Regions from separate parts of the Mus musculus genome. Here region 2 is linked to region 1. Evidence: chromatin loops called from intact Hi-C (ENCODE). Cell type or tissue: heart. All regions are shown on one strand.

The links. Peaks named below come from ENCODE experiments on the same cell type or tissue, not always from the same donor. Only the 100,000 strongest peaks of a DNase experiment are listed, where the experiment ranks them.
Region 2: it touches region 1 in a loop (29-fold over the local background); 3 of 42 quality-filtered maps call a loop at or near these places.

The regions. Positions count from the first base shown.
Region 1 is chr5:125,729,262-125,737,261 of GRCm38, forward strand. The region is part of intron 4 of Tmem132b (transmembrane protein 132B); the gene reads left to right. Among named protein-coding and RNA genes, the nearest start is that of Gm32811, 31 kb to the right of the region's middle. In heart, a CTCF peak has its summit at 4,746 (motif pointing left); no DNase peak of the experiment used is centred here.
Region 2 is chr5:125,260,063-125,268,062 of GRCm38, forward strand. No RefSeq gene overlaps it. Among named protein-coding and RNA genes, the nearest start is that of Gm32585, 12 kb to the left of the region's middle. In heart, a CTCF peak has its summit at 6,286; DNase peaks (open chromatin) are centred at 4,859, 6,289 and 7,189; H3K4me3 peaks cover 565 bases; H3K27ac peaks cover 2,861 bases; H3K27me3 peaks cover 596 bases.

The DNA of each region.
Region 1 (8,000 bases):
GTACATTCTCCTGGTTCTGGAAGTTCACTGGTCACCATGAACAAATAGACTTTTTCTGTGGAAATGGACAGAAGGCAGCCTGGGCTCTGACAGTGGGTGAGGGGAAGGGTGGTCTTTCTGTAGCCTTGCTCCAATCTTCCCATTCCCTGGTTGTTGGGGATTGGTTCTAATGCTTTGAATTAATCTGGCCCCACAAATTGGGAATCTTTTTGTCCAGACGTTGAAAGTCCTTGTCTCCAATTAGTTTTTGAGTGATCAATAAAGAGCCAATGGCCAATGACTAGGCAGGTAGACTGAGGTGGGACTTTGAGATTTTGCATGGGCTAGGAACTGACGGGGGAAGAAGAAAAAACAAACCTAAAGGCCCGCTGACCTGTGAGAATCAGGGAAAGTGGCCACACCGGCCACTTGCCCAATTGTGCTTGGGGTAGCAGAGATGAAATATAGAAGTACCAGAAGGGAGTGTTTGCTAGCAGCAGGAAGGATAAGAACTGCCCAGCCTTTGAGCTAGTCAAGGCATATGAAAATTAACTGGCGTTGCGTGCGTGTGCGTGCGCGGCTTTCAATTGGGAATCCAAAGGGCTCTGGTGGGTGGCTGGGAGCGCCCCCCGCCGGGAGCACAAGGTGGTTTAGCCAAACTACCGCTATACCGGGTGGTGGTGAAGCTGGAATTCAGACCCAGTTGTGCCCTCTGCCCTGAGTGGGCTTGTGTGTTGCAGTCTGTTGGTGGAAAACCAAAGCCAGCCATTAAAGGACATCTCAGCTGTCCTACCCTGCCGCCCAGTATGCCCTGCTCTTCACTCGAGCCCCGCCCACACTCAGCTCACTTCCTCCTGATGCCACCATCTCATTTCTCTGTAGGGTTGGTTGCCTTGATGTTTGGGTAATGGTTCGACCTTGGAGTAGACACATCCTTCTTCCTCAGCTGCCTTGTCAGTTACTTTGATTGGCATTTCACATTTGGCGTCAGAATTTGAGTGTACAGAGGTGTCATAGATGGCAGGGCCACTGTCCTCGCTAGTTCTTATGCCAACTTGACACAAGGCAGTGTCATCTGAGAGGAGGGACCTTCAGATGAGAAAATGCTGGAGGCAAATATATAGGGTATTTTCTTAACTGGTGATTGATGGCGGAGGGCCTAGGGCATTGTGGGTAGTGTCAGACCTGGGCTAGTGGTCATGGGTTCTAGAAGGAAGCAGGCTGAACAAACCATTGGGATCAAGACAGTAAGCAGCACCCTTCCAAGGCCTCTATATCAGCTCCTGCCTCCAGGTTCCTGTTCGGTTTGAGTTCCTGTCTCTGCATCCTTCAGTAGACTGCGATTCAGTATATATAAGCCAAAGCCCTTCTTCATAAAGTTTATTTTGGTAAGAGTGTTTTATGGCAACAATAGTAACCCTAAGACAGGCAGTGATCGGCAGGTCCTCATGTGAGAATCCGGGGGAGGGGAGTGTGTATTCAGATTCAGCCCGGGCTGGGCAGGGTCAGGCTGTGTTCCTGTTGAGTGGCTTTTCAGCCTACTGGGGCTTGAACACGCTCAGGGGTGCATGTAAGTCTGAGAAGGTTGTGCTGTGGGCAATGCCAATCACACTCTTTGACATTGATTTGGGGATTCACTAGGTCAGCTGTATTGTAGACAGAAGGACCTTGCTCTCTTAAAAAAAAAAAAAACAAAAAACCCATTACAGCCAACTTTTCAAGACTGGAAGAGGCACCATCTTAAAATTTGTGTGGGGCTCCTCACCGGCCAGTGGCAGCATCCACACACTGAATACTCTTTAGGGAACTCGCGGATTTCCCTCAACTGTGGAGTAGCCATTCAACAACACCTCATAAATGTTGGACAAACATCTTGTAGGCATCAATTCAGGCCTGGCCCAGGGGGATTCAACCATAAGAGAGAGCTCTGTGCATGTTTGATATAGGTGCACTTTCAATTATTATTTATTGAGTTTTGTTTCCAGTCCTATTTTGAGACGGGATCTCACCACATTGCCAAGGCTGGTGTTGGTCTTACTCTGTAATCCAGTCAGTGCTCAAATTTGTGATCCTCCTGCTTCAGCTCCCTGAGTGGCTGAGATGACAGACTTGGCTTTTTTTTTTTTTTCTTATTGTGTAGTCCTGGCCAGCTTGGAACTTGCTGTATAGACCAGACTGGTTTGGAACTTACAGAAATCTACCTGACTCCACCTTCCAAAAGAGGCATGTGACGTCATGCTTGGCTTGGCAATTAAAAAAAATTTTTTTTTTTAATCCATGACTGGCTGGATCCAGATCTGTGGACACAGAAACCATAAAAACATTGGGCCATTCAGGTGTCCTAGTCCTTACCTGGGTGCTTATACCCGTTAAAAAGCATTAAGCTGATGCCATCTGTAAAAGGGGAGCGTCTTTTATATACAAATTATACCCAGAAAGGGGTGATGGCAAAATAGTGGATATGACATTTTGGTTGGAGGCAAAAGGCTGACCAAGTGGTTCTAGCCAAGGCTGCTTAAGTTTTTCTCACTTGCGACCCCTTTGGCCCAAGAAACTTTTATGTGACCCCAGTTATTGGCTCTGTAAGAGAGGTCTGCAAATCAAATGTTAACTGAAAAGAAGAAATATCCATCCAAGAAATTTACCTTGCAACAGTTCTTTGGCATGTATGTATCGTCACAATTTATTAAAGATAAAGGTAAATTTGGGATGTGATTGTTTATTTTCAAATAAACAATTATATTTTGGAGAGATGGCTCATGAGTAAAGTGTCCAATGTGCAGGCATGAGGACTTTTCACTCCCAGTACCCAGGGAAAAGCTAGATGTGGTGGGGCATACTTGCAATGCTAGCACTGAAGAGGCGGAGGCAGGGGAATTCCTGGAGTTCACTGGCCAGCTAGTCAGGAAGAATTAGTAAATTCTAGGTTCAATGAGAGACCGGTCCCCCAAAATAAATAATTATAGAGGAAGACAAAAAAATATGGGTCTCTGGCTCTGGCACACATGAGCACGTGGGCACCCGTGCGCAGGCACGTGCACACACATACAGAATTAAACCGTGGCCGAGTCTTTGACACTGAAGGATAAAGAGCATCTTCAATGCTTTTCAGACTTGATCAATATTTTGATTTTATAATTGTTAACGCCAAGAACAAGCTTTGTGTCAATGCTTTGTGCACAATGTTAAAAGTCATTTTTAGGAATTGTCAGAGATTTTGTCCTAATTCCAAGCTAAAAACCCACTTAGTATCTTAGGAAGTAACTCAAACAGCAGATTTTGAACTCATACTTCCTAGCACAAGCCAATCCAATGGTAAACTAACTCTGTGGTCAGACTCTAAGGAAAGGCAGTAGGAAAGTGTTAAAAGCCTTTGTTCTCTGTCATCAAACCATTTGTTCCTATTGGCGTTGCATGCCTCATGCAAAATGTGCACTTGTGTGTGTTTGCAAGGCTTCAGTGATGTGTCAAGACACAACACGGGCGAGCACTGCCTGCTAGGAGCACATTTGTTCACTATACATTTACTTTTGGACTAGTTGCTGAACTATTTTAAAAACTTGTCAGAGGTTTGGCTCCATCGCCCTCCGGTTATGTGACTGCCCCCTCCCACCATGGGGACCAGGAGCCGTACTTTAAGAACCCACGAACAAGGCTGTCCACAATCAAGGATTCTCATAAAACACTGCAAGAGTCTATGGCGATTGAAAAGCCATCCTTTCATCTTAGGAAAAGGATACAAAAACAAAAGCATGCCGCCCATCCCAAGGATGGCTATGTAGAGATGGAGGTCAGCTGAGGTACAGGTGGGAGACAGATGTAACCTCTTGTGCTGGCTGCCAAGCAGGCAGATCTGCGGCAGAGGGATGATTTCAAAGGCAGAAGGTAAGACACTGGGGCCTCTGATGCTTGGTACATTCAAAAGAAGAAACTCTAGAGAGGATGTGCTTCTCTGAGTGGGTGGTTAAAACTGACAGGGGACCCACCAAGAAGAGAAGCTGTCACCAGACTTTGGAAGTTGGGAGCATTTACAGACACAACAGCGAAGTGCAGCGGATGTCTGCTGTCAGAATACGGCCGTATCCTTGCCGAATCGAAAGACGGATTCTAACACGCATTTTGTTCATTAAGGAAATTCCATTTTGGTATAAAGAAGCTGTCAGTTCAGAAACTTGAAGTTGATGTTCCCGTCATGTCCATGGTCCCCGTTGTCCCTCGGGGTCTTCTGGTGCTCCGTGTCTCTATTGCCTATGCCGTCATTCTTTAGCTTGTGTCCGTTTCAGGTGCTAATGTCTCATTGGCCCTAAATTCTTTTTATCATTTGGACCTAAGCTTTACAGAGTTTGTAACTAGCTAGTACTTACCATTTTCTCAGTGTTTTGGGAATCAAAACCAAGCAGCTAATTTGAGGTTCCGCCTAGTGACAGCATCTGCTGGTCTTGCTTCAGTGGCTTTATTTCACTGGGGCCACCTTCTCGGGACGTTCTGGGCCCTTTCTTTATTTGCATAGTCTCATAATCACAGAAGGGCTGTTGTGTCTCTAACTGTTCCTCTGTTTTCCTGGATGGAAGAAAGCCAAAGGGGTAAGGGCCTTGTTTTTATCAAGAGTTGACTCGGGGGTGGGGGTGGGGGGGCTGGATAGATACCTCAGTGGTTAGGAGTGCTTGCTGCTCCCTCAGAGGACCCAGGTTCAATTCCCAGCACCTGCACTGGGCAGCTTATAACTGCCTGTTACTCTAGCTCCAGGGGGTCTGTCTCCCCCTTCTGGCCAGTTTGGGCATTGCATGCATATGGTATACACAGACATATTACACATAATAAAATGAATCTTCAGAGTTGATTTAAGTACATTATATACATTATCTTCTTAGAACAGTGGCTGGGACACACTTTATTTTTCCACAGACACACATGTATTTGGTTTTAGCCACAGACATTTACCTTAATGCTCACACTCAGGTACCTGTATTTATCTTCATATATTACATCCTCTTACCTCTGCATGTCGAGAATGTGTGGACCTGCTTGGTGATATGGGGATTGCCTTTGACATTGATTTACTCTGCTCTCCTCTCAGTGTGATCAGTGGTCAGTACTGTCCTCTCTGTCACCTAGGCAGGAGCTAGACAGAATATTCTATATTAGAAAACTCACAGACATCTTACTTTTTCATATTTTGAGAATTTCATACATGCATATAGTGTGGTTTGATTAAATCCATCTCCTTCCCTCCAACTCCAACCCATTCTCTCTCTCCTTTTCTCTCCCTACTTCAAGTCTCCTCCCCACCCCCATCTAAACACCACTAAGTCTGCTCAGTGTTTGCCCTGTGTGCACGGGTGTGGGACTATCTATTGGAACATGGGCTGTATGCCTGAAGGGAACTGGCTTGTCTTCCCTTAGCAATCAGAGATTGCCAACAGCTCCTCAGTGAGCAATGAGACCTCATTGCTCCCCCTCCCCATCCCCATCCATCCTGGGATTTCGTCTGTTGTGAGCTTGTACAGGTCTTGCATGTGCTTTCCTAGCCACTGAGTTAGTTGATCTGTGCAGTGGGAGAATACCTGTTCACTGTACTCACCCAGTGCCTCCGGCCCTTACAGTTTGGATGTCTCCTGCTCCACCATGATCCCTGATCCTTGCGGGAGGGAACGTTACATAGATGACTCATGGCTGAGCAACTCACCAGTCACTGATTCTCAGCTCATTGACCAGTTTTGGGTCTCTGGGTTACTCACTCTCTGTCTACAAAAGGAAGCTTGTCTGATGAGGGTGGAGAGATGCATTGATCTGTGGGTATGAAGCTGAAAAGGTAGGGGGGCAGTTTAATACTACATCCATTTAGTGGAATAATAGGAGTAGGTTCTTTCCTACTACATAATGTGCTATTATGTTGCTAATAGTTACATAATGTGCTACTATGCTACTAATAGTTATATAATATGCTACTATGTTACTAAAAGTTACATAATATGCTACTGTGTGTAAGGCACATGACCTAGTTAGCCATGGGTTCTTGGCTCTGCTAACAGTGCCAGAAATGAATTCCATCTTGGCGAGCAGACCTTAAATCCAATCTCACAGAGTTTGTGTAAGAAACCCATAGAGTGGAAGGAGAAACCCAGAGCATTAAAGAGGTAAATTAGATATTCATACCCTCAGTATGATTTGTATTTTTACAGAGCGTATGCTAACTCTTGCCAGGAAGTCTGGAAAGACTAGAAAAAAACCAGGGTAGGAAGTTTGGAAGCCAAAGCCCGGGGATTCCTATGACCTCGTGGCTGATTGGGATTGTTGGAATGGGTGGATTTCTTCAGTTTAGACACGTAGGGCAAAGGAAATGGTAGCAACATGGTCTAAATCTCAAAGAATGAAAGATCTTAGTCCCTGATTTCACAAAAGGCTTTAAAACATGTTAAAATGCATCCTCTCCCACTGAGGTCACCAAACAGACCTCTGCTACATATGTGCCAGGGGCCTCGGACTGGCCCTTGTATGCTCCTGGTTGGTGGCTCAGTCTCTGGGAGCTCCCTGGGGTCCATGTTAACTGAGACTGCTGGTCTTCTTATGGCTCACCCTCTCCTTCAGCTTCTTCAATCCTTCCCCTAATTCAACCATAGGAATCCCCGACTTCAGTCCAGTGGTTGGGTGTTAAGTATCTGCGCTTGTCTCAGTCAGCTGCTCGTAGGGCCTCTCAGAGGACAGCCTTGCCAGGCTCCTGTCTGTAAGCACAACATGGCATCAGTAATAGTGTCAGGCCTTGGTGCGCTCCCCTCCACCCCACCATGAGATGGATCTCAAGTTGGGCGAGTCATTTGGACTGCCTTTCCTTTGGTCTCTTCTTCGTTTTTGTCCCTGAAGTTCTTTTAGGTAGGAACAATTCTGGGTCAGAAATTTTGACTGTGCATTAGTGACCCCATCCCTCCACTTGAGGCCCTGCCTATCTACTGGAGGTAGAAACTTCCAATTCCCTCTCTCCAATGTTGGACATTTTGGCTAAGGCCACCCCTATTAAGTCCCGAGAGGAGGCAAAGGGGAGGAGGAATGGGATGAGGAACTGTGGGAGGGGGGACTGGAAGGGGGATAATGCCTGGAATGAAATAAATAAAATAATGTAAAAGAAACCAAAACCAAAACACATTAAAGTGCTTACAAGACGAGTGCTTAGGAGAGCCAGCACTCAGCTGAGGAGAGCATCAGCAGAGAAGACACTGGGGTGAACTCCCAGGCATTATAAATCAAGAAGAGTCTAATCAGATGGTCCATTATTTAAGCCGTGAATACATCCACCCATCCACTCACCACATCTTTCTCTAGCATCTTCTTGTTCTGAGGCAGAGGCAAAAGGAGCCAGACAAGTAATTTGCCTACCTCATTAACATCTCTTACAGGAGGGAGTGTAAGAATAAAAATCCTGCTTTTACACTTATTCATTTGCTTTTTTTTTTTTTTGGGAGGGGGAGGTGTGGTGGTGGATGTTGTTGTAAATGCTATAGGGTATGTGTAGAGGTCAGAGGATGACCCATGACTCTCTCTTTATATCATATGGATCCGGGGATTGAACTCAGGTCATCAGGTTTGACAGCAAGCCCCTTTTCTGGCGGAACCATTTCACTGGCCCTCAATCATAGCTTTGATGATAAGGTTGAGTCTTTGAGAAAGTATGTCCCCTACCCTTGTCCACTTGCTTAGGAAAAGAGTCGGGGCATTTTGGGTCAAGAATGATCCAGAGTCTTTTTATATTATTTTTAAAAGTCTCTTCCACAATGCATACTGGAAGAAGCAGAATTTGAGTAGAAAGTATACCCAGTGTCTCATTAAAATAAGTAGTAATGAATATGTCCCCAAAGCAATATTTATTCAGCAGTTGGACGGTGTAGGCTCTTTCCCCAGGGAATATTTTATAAGCAGATCTGTGACCTTGAGCAAGCAGGATGCCCTCGAGTCACAACGTCTTCCTCTGGGTGACGGGAACAGTCATTCCTTCCTGGCCTTGCCTGCCAGGGATGCCTTCAAGCTGT
Region 2 (8,000 bases), 470 kb before region 1:
GTGCTAAGTGTGAGTGCACAGCTTCACGCTGAGTGTGTTCAGAGCCCCTCAGAGGGCTGAGGGAATCCCAGGGTCAGAGTCACGCAAGGCCCACGAGCACCGCTAACACTTCCCCAGGGGACGCTGCTGCCCATCTGGGGATGCTAACTTCGGCACGGAGCTGTGTGTTCTCTGCCTCTCTAGCAGGGCTCTCTGTGCAGTGTCCTCCGAAGCCCCAAGGTTTCACTCTGGGCTACTGAGGCTCAGCCAGAGACAACATTCCCACCAGGGATTTCTGGGGACACCAGAGCTGGGCAGGTTAGTGTCGTAAGTAAGAATGATCCAAACCTATAAGTCGGTGGTCTCTAGAGAAATACAGCCATGCAGTACATGAGAGCCCAAAATCCAAACAAACAACCCCAAGTCCTGCTCCTGCAGAATGAATGGCATACCAGCCGAGCTCCCCAATGGCTGGGTGCCGCCCTCAGAGTACAACGGCTGCTACTGAATGGGTAAACTCTACCACCGTGGGAGGTGAAGGGTGCAAATCCCGTGTTGCACAAGCCAGTGATGTGTGAACTAGCCCTTTGTGAGGCTCCATGGGGACAGAGGAGGACCGGTGCTACCATGGACAGGGGGCAGGCAGGGAGCCACTGACTTCTCTTTGAGGGTGACTTCAAATTGACTTTTGCAGGAAAATGCATGCAGGTCAGGCTGAGTCGTTTTGTTTGTTTTGTTTTGTTTTGTTTTGTTTTTTTGTTGTTTTTTGTTTTTTGAGACAGGGTTTCTCTGTGCAGCCCAGGCTGTCCTGGAACTCACTCTGTAGACCAGGCTGGCCTCGAACCCAGAAATCTGCCTGCCTCTCCTCCCAAGTGCTGGGATTAAAGGCATGTGCTACCACTGCCCGGCCAGGCTGAGTCTTGATGATGGGCCTCCTCCTCCTCCTCCTCCTCTTCCCCCCTTCCCTCCTCTATCTCTCTCTGAAGTACCCCTGTAGTACTGTGGTCCCCACTACCCTCAAGTCGAGGGAGGGTGCCAAGGCTCAGGGAGGTAAATGGCTGTCCTGGCCCACATGGCTCACATGGACTAAATGGCTGCCCTGTGTCCTTTTTCCCTCTGTGTCCCAGGCAGGTGTCTCCAGAAACTCAGCGGCTGCTTCCAGCCCAGCCCTGGGTAGAGAGTCGGATTTAGGAAACAAGATCCTTGCTTCTGAAATACCCATGGACAGACGAGAGCCCTTCTAGAGACTTCTAGAGAAGCCCTTAAAAGACATCTAGAACTTTCCAGAAAATTCTGCTGAACTGCTCTGACAGACCTCGTAAACTGGCTGGCAGGCCTATGTAATTGATACTCACAGTCATCTGTCTCCTTGGCCATCCAGAACTCTCCACCACCCTGGTTCTCCTTCTGACCTTGTGTCCAGCCTCTCCATATACATGCACAAAGCAAGGACCACACATCCAGCAGCACTTCCCTGGCGTCAGTCAGCTGGATACACAGGCCCATTCTAAATCCCAGTTTTATTTAGAACGACCATACTGTGTGCCTATAGGGCAGTGACTTGACCTCTCTGAGCCCCTGCTGCCTTATACAATAAAGCTGGTTATACATGCAGACCACAAAACCAGGCCTGAATTGCGTTTTTTTTCCCCACTAACAGCACCAATCACAGACTCGCGTCCTCTAGAGTGGAGGACAATTCGGCTTCAGCCTTGGTTTGGGCATTCCTACACATCAGGAGTCCACATCAAATATCCCAGGAACACTGTTGGTCTCTGGGTTCCCTGAGATGCCTGGGGTCCAAACCATAGAACCAATTGCCTGTCCAGTAGCCTTGGGGACATATTCTAGGTCTCTCCCTCCCACCCCCAGCATGGCACATGAGTCTCCAGGCCTGCCTCCCACCCAGCCCCTCCTCTATCCCTGGGGTGTGGCAATCTTTCCTGCTTTTTGGATCCAACCTGGAATCAGTCCCTGTTCCTTGGGAGCCCAGCTGTGCTGGCCATCAGGGTGGGGTGGGGGACACTGGTGACACCCAGACACGGACAGACCTGTCTCTACCCCCTGCTGGGTGCAACCTCCTCCACGAACAAACCCTGGGCCCTCATCTCCCCCATCCCAGGTTGCTTCCACTCTATGGGGAATGAGTTCATCCCAGAGATGACAGAAGTGTCACATAGAGGCACCCAGGTACCCAAACAACAGCAGGACAGATCTGCACTGTCCCTGGTCTAGCTGCCCCGTGGGAATCCCGTGTCAGAGGGGAATAAACTTGTTTGCTTTAACCAGGGGTTCTTTGCCCCAGACACTGAACTTGTCAAAAGACACAGGATGTAGATATAGGGATATTGTCTTTTAGAAACTTCAAATATCTGTCTGGCAAAAAGAAATAAAACTCAAGATATGGTTGAGTGCCATCTGTAAGGAGAGGAGAGAGAGAGGACCGGATGCAGGAGCGGGGGGGCGGGGCTGGGGGGGAGGAGCCTTTGGGTAAAGGTGTAAGCATCTTCCCAAGCGTGGTCTGTAGTGGGAGGAGTCTGACACGGAGCCTGACAGTCAGTGAGCACTTTGTCAGGAGTCCTGTCTGGCTCAGTATCTCACTGCCGAAGGTCTCCAGGCAAATGTGAGTCATTGACAGTCACAGCACCTTATATCGAGCCTTGCTGTGTGCCAGGCGCTGGGGAAGATGCTGGCTGTACAGCTGGATAAGAAGCCCCAGGCTCTCAGCTCTTCATGCCTGGCTTGGCTCTCTCCCCAGCAGATGGAGGGACGTGACAAAGCCAGATGAATGGATTAGCCCTGGCTGGGAGGCAGCTCGGGAGAGATGGATTCTCTCTTAGCAACTGTTGGTTTGCCAGCTGACAGCCACCTACTAGGACTTCCCCCGGCCCACACTGGCACAGGTCAGGCATGGCCATGAGACTGACCAGCAAAGACTTATAGATAGGAGTTGGCGAGAGGAGCCCCACAAGAACACTGGCATCATGTGCTTAGAGACATGGCTAACTTAGTGGCACAGTGCTGGCCTGGTAAGCACAAAGCCATGGGCTCCACCTAGCAACACACACAGCCACACACAGCCACAGACACACACAGACACACAGACACAAAACCATAAAGAGTGATACCACTGTTTGCCCCATCAGACTTGGGCTGAGCCACTGATCAGACTGGACCTAATAGAGTTCCAACACACAGTAGGTGCTCAGGAAAATTGTGAGGAGGGCTGGGGACACCTTTTAGTCAGTAATGAAGTGTCTCATGCAACCCTGAGGACCTAAGTTCAGATCTCCAGAACCCATGTAAAGAGCCAGGCGTGTATGTGCAGCTTCAGTGCTGGGGACAGAGACAGGTGGCTCTTGGGACTTGCTGGCTGCCAGTCTAGCTGAATCAGCAAGCTCCAGGTTCAATGAGAGACCCTGTCTCAAAAAATAAAGAGGTGGGCTGGCGAGATGGCTCAGTGGGTAAGAGCACTGACTGCTCTTCCAAAAGTCCTGAGTTCAAATCCCAGCAATCACATGATGGCTTACCACCATCTGTAATGAGATCTGATGTCCTCTTCTGGTGTGTCTGAAGACAGCTACAGTGTACTTATGTATAATAATAAATAAATCTTAAAAAAAAAAAGGTGGAGAGTGATTGAGAAAGACACCCAGTGTCTCCATTCACACCACACACACATGCATACATGCACATACACAACATACATATATACATACGTACATACACATACTCACATATATATTCATGTGCACATACATATGCATATACACATATATAGTCATATATATACATGTACATACATATACATTCACATATGTGCACACATATATACAGACACAAACATACATATGCATATACATACATATACATATATATACACATACACAGATACTTACACATCCTCACATACATATAACATATACACATATGCATATACACATATACAGAATCACATACATACATATACACATATACATTTACAAATACACAGATATATACACATAGACACATATTCACATGCATATATAAACTCACACACATACATGTACATATATACATATACAAACATACAGATATGCACACATATACAACACTCACATACATACACATACATACATATACATACATACACAAATATACAGACTAGTGCATACACATAGATACACATATCATACACATATATACCATATATACCATACACATATGTATACACATACATACACACATACACACACACTAACATACATACACCTAAACACAGGTATACATAAATACATATCCTACACATAGCACATGCACACACACATACATGCACATACACACACACACACACACAATTATGAGTGTGAGCTGCAGAAGATACAGCTTCTCTCTAGGCTCAGCCAGCAGCCCACAGAATAATGCTGTCAGTCTGGGTCGCGGAGAGAGGGACATGATTCAAGTCAACCCCAGGTGACCGCAGCACACGGAGAACTCAAGTGAACCGTTACCTTGCTGCTTTCTAGCCTTTAACCGTGGAACTCTTTGTTACCACAGCCTTTCCCCTACTAGTGCTGACTAATACACAGGGTAGGATGCAAGGCTGGAGACCTAGCTTGTATGAAGTCACACTCAGAAAGTCTGTGGGGACAATTAGAGCTATGCAATGTGACACCACATTTTCCCCCCAGAGGTGGGGGGTCTCCCCTCAACCCAAGCCCGCAAGCTCCTGGCTTGCAAACCCCTTCAATCAAAGTCAGTTTCAAGGTCTCCAGCTCTCTAAATGATCAGCTCGGTTGCCGCGTGCGTTAACGGCCCCGTCTGTCCAGACTGCCTGTTTTATCAGAAGCTGCCAACAAGATAAATGGCCTCGTAACTCATTGTTCCGGCAGAGTACCTCACGGCGCCGGCGCCAGGAATAAATCACATATGATCTTCTCCAAGCCGTGGAGCAAGCGTGGGAGGCCGGGAGCTCTGCATGGCCAGGGGGACTTTGCAGAGGATTACAGAGCTTCTGTGGTGTGCCTCGGGCTGAGGTCTGCTGCTGGTGACAGTTCTCTTCCTCCCCCCTCCAACCCCCATCTCTACCAGCTTCTCATCCCTCAGACAAGCTCTGAGGCCGGAGTGTATGTGTCCTGTGCACTATGATGCAGGTGGAGACTATATGAGGTCCCTTAGTGGCTGGGCAGATGAACACAGCATTGTTTCAGGACCCTTAAAACAAGGCTGGATGGCCTCTCTCTTCCACTTTTAGTGTATGGGTGTGAGGAGGTGGCACCCTGTATCCAGTCATGGGGTAGGCTTGGGGCCTTGCCTGGGTCAGAGCCCTGTCAGTGTGGCTGGGTTCCACCTGAGGGCTTTTGGTCACCTTTCTCATGGATTTAGGCCACAGATCTCTTCACTGTAAAATGGGACCACTGAGAGCATTTACCAAGCCACAGGCTGTATCAGTCAGCTACTCCCTCAAAGTGCTGCATAACAAAAGAGCCCCACACGTAGTGGCCTGAACCATTCCTCATCATCATCACCATCACCATCACCATCACCATCACCATCTCTCTCTGGCCAGGCTGGCTTTGTCGCCTGCCTCTCATCCCCCAAGGATATGTGCATGGGCCCATGGTGTGTATGTTGCACAGGTGAGACTATACAGGGTCTCTTAAGGACCACACAAACATAGCACTCATTGCTCCTATATCCAGACTGTACCCCTAGATAATGGGGTGGGAAGCTCACCATGTTATGGGTGAAGAGTTGGGTCCATAGCAGGCTGCCACTGCTGAGCCATCCCCCAAGCCCTGTGACCACTCTTATGTTGACTCAGTCAATACCTGAACTGGGCAAGAATGTAGCCACTGGGTATGCATACCACACACCTAGACTACACCATAAGGCGGTCCTCCTTGCTCAAATGTGACCTCATGGGAACATGGCTGCTCTGTACACTGCATGCTCTTCCCAGTACCCATGGCAGGGCCCAGGGCAGCTGCTTGGTAAGTACCAGACGGGAGACTCAGTGGCAGGAGCCACTTAATGCTTACAGTTTAAGTCTGCTCGCACTATGGAGCTGACCCCACCCCCACCCCCCCAGCCCGGTGTGTATCAGGATCATGACCGTTGAAAGCCCTCAGGCTGGTAAACACTTAGTCCCCCTTTAATAAGGTGCATCTGGCCTCAGAGCACTCTGAGGACCTATGCTTGATGCCATCTGAGACAGAGAACCCTCTGGGCAATCCCAGCCTCCCTCGCTGGCCTGCAGAAGCAGGAGCTAAATATATCTCGGTCACTGGGATCTGAGGCAACTTGTTCTATGGCGCCGCTTGCCAGTCAGTGACAGACACAGATTATACAGTTGTCACTGTCCGCCGTTCCTTCATCCAGCTATTCCAACATACACCCAGGAAGCAATCACTCTGTGCTCTGCTCCGCCACCAGCCTGGTCCCCATGGGTCCATCACGGGCAGAGTGGTTACCTAGCATGCACAAGGCCCTAGGTTCCATACCCAGCAGTGCAAAAGAGGAGGGAGAGGAGTGGGAGTGGGGGTAGGGGGAGTCACGACGACTATGGCAGGGATTAGGACAGAGGCTTGGAGGTAGGAGAGCCCGGGGTTGAGTCTTTTGGGGAGACTTTTCATGGGTGCTTAAGAGGAGTGGCCACAGTAGAATCAGGGAGGCCAGCCTGGAGGGGGTGTATGGGGAAATGGATGGATGTCCCAAGAAAAAGGGATGGGTTGAAGGTCTGACTGGCAGGGGCTGTGGGGACAGAGCTAGCAGGTTGATGTGCAAGGGTGTGGACAATGGGGAGGGTTGGAGAGATGGCTCAGCGGGTAAGAGCACTGACTGTTCTTCCAAAGGTCCTGAGTTCAAATCCCGGTAACCACATGGTGGCTCCCAACCATCCATCCATCAGGAGATCTGACGCCCTCTTCTGGAGTGTCTGACAACAGCTACAGTATACTCACATATGATAAATAAATAAATAAATAAATAAATAAATAAATGTGTTGGGGGCTGGGCTATGTCAGATACACCATCAGCCAGGGGAGTGGTCCCACCAGGCCACTCCACAGTGTAGACACCCCAGTCACAAAGTCACTGCTGTCCTCCTCCTAAGGCCCTTGTGGCTCTGGGGGAGTGACTCGGAAACTGAGGTTGTCCAAGGACATGCCACCCCAGCAGCAGCTTAGCTCTCCAGAGACAACATGGTGACAGGAAGGGGAACCCGGCCAGCTGGCAGCCAGCTTGGGCTGCAGAAAACACACTGCCCAGCCGGGAGCCAGGGCACCCGGGCCACCTTGGTGGCTACAGCAGATTATGGGACCCAGAGGGCAGCCTTATCCTCCATCTGTCAAGCAAAGCACAGGCCCAGTTGGTCTCCGCAACAGACAAGAACCCCTCCTCCTGTGGGCCCGACCATCCACTGGCATTCATCACCCCCAAGACAGAAATGAAGCCGCAGCTGTATCGCTGTCCCAGGATCCGCGTTCCCTGCTCTGAAAACAAACGTCAGTTTTACGCTTGATATATCTGTGACTTTGCCGTGACATTTCCGAGGCGGCGGGAGGCCGTTACTGGGTGACAACGTTCTATTCCACTGACATTATCTCTTAATTACAATATGCAAGCAACACGGAAGGACGGCCCCATAAATAGATCATTTGGGGTTTCTGCTCTGCCGCCGCAGCCGCCACGAGCCGAGCTGCACACCGAGGGGCTCGCAAATGAAATGTGGGAGGGTGGGGGTGGGGAGGGATGAATGGCTGCAGGGGCGGGTGGCTGCGTGTCCTGACTCAATGACAGTGTGCTCAGCGACGCGGGTGTCAGGAAATGAGGCATTTTGACTGAGCTTCCAGCAGTCTCTTGGGTGTCTCCATTCTCATCCCTGTCAAAACAGCCCGCCACCGCCAATCCTGAGGACTTTAATGTCTGGCACCGAGGGACAAGCATTGATTTTTTTTTTTCTTCCAGGAAATTAATTCTGTGAGGGATCGTAGTCCAGGCTTGAACTCAGAGACCAACATGCCTCTCTGAATAGTAGG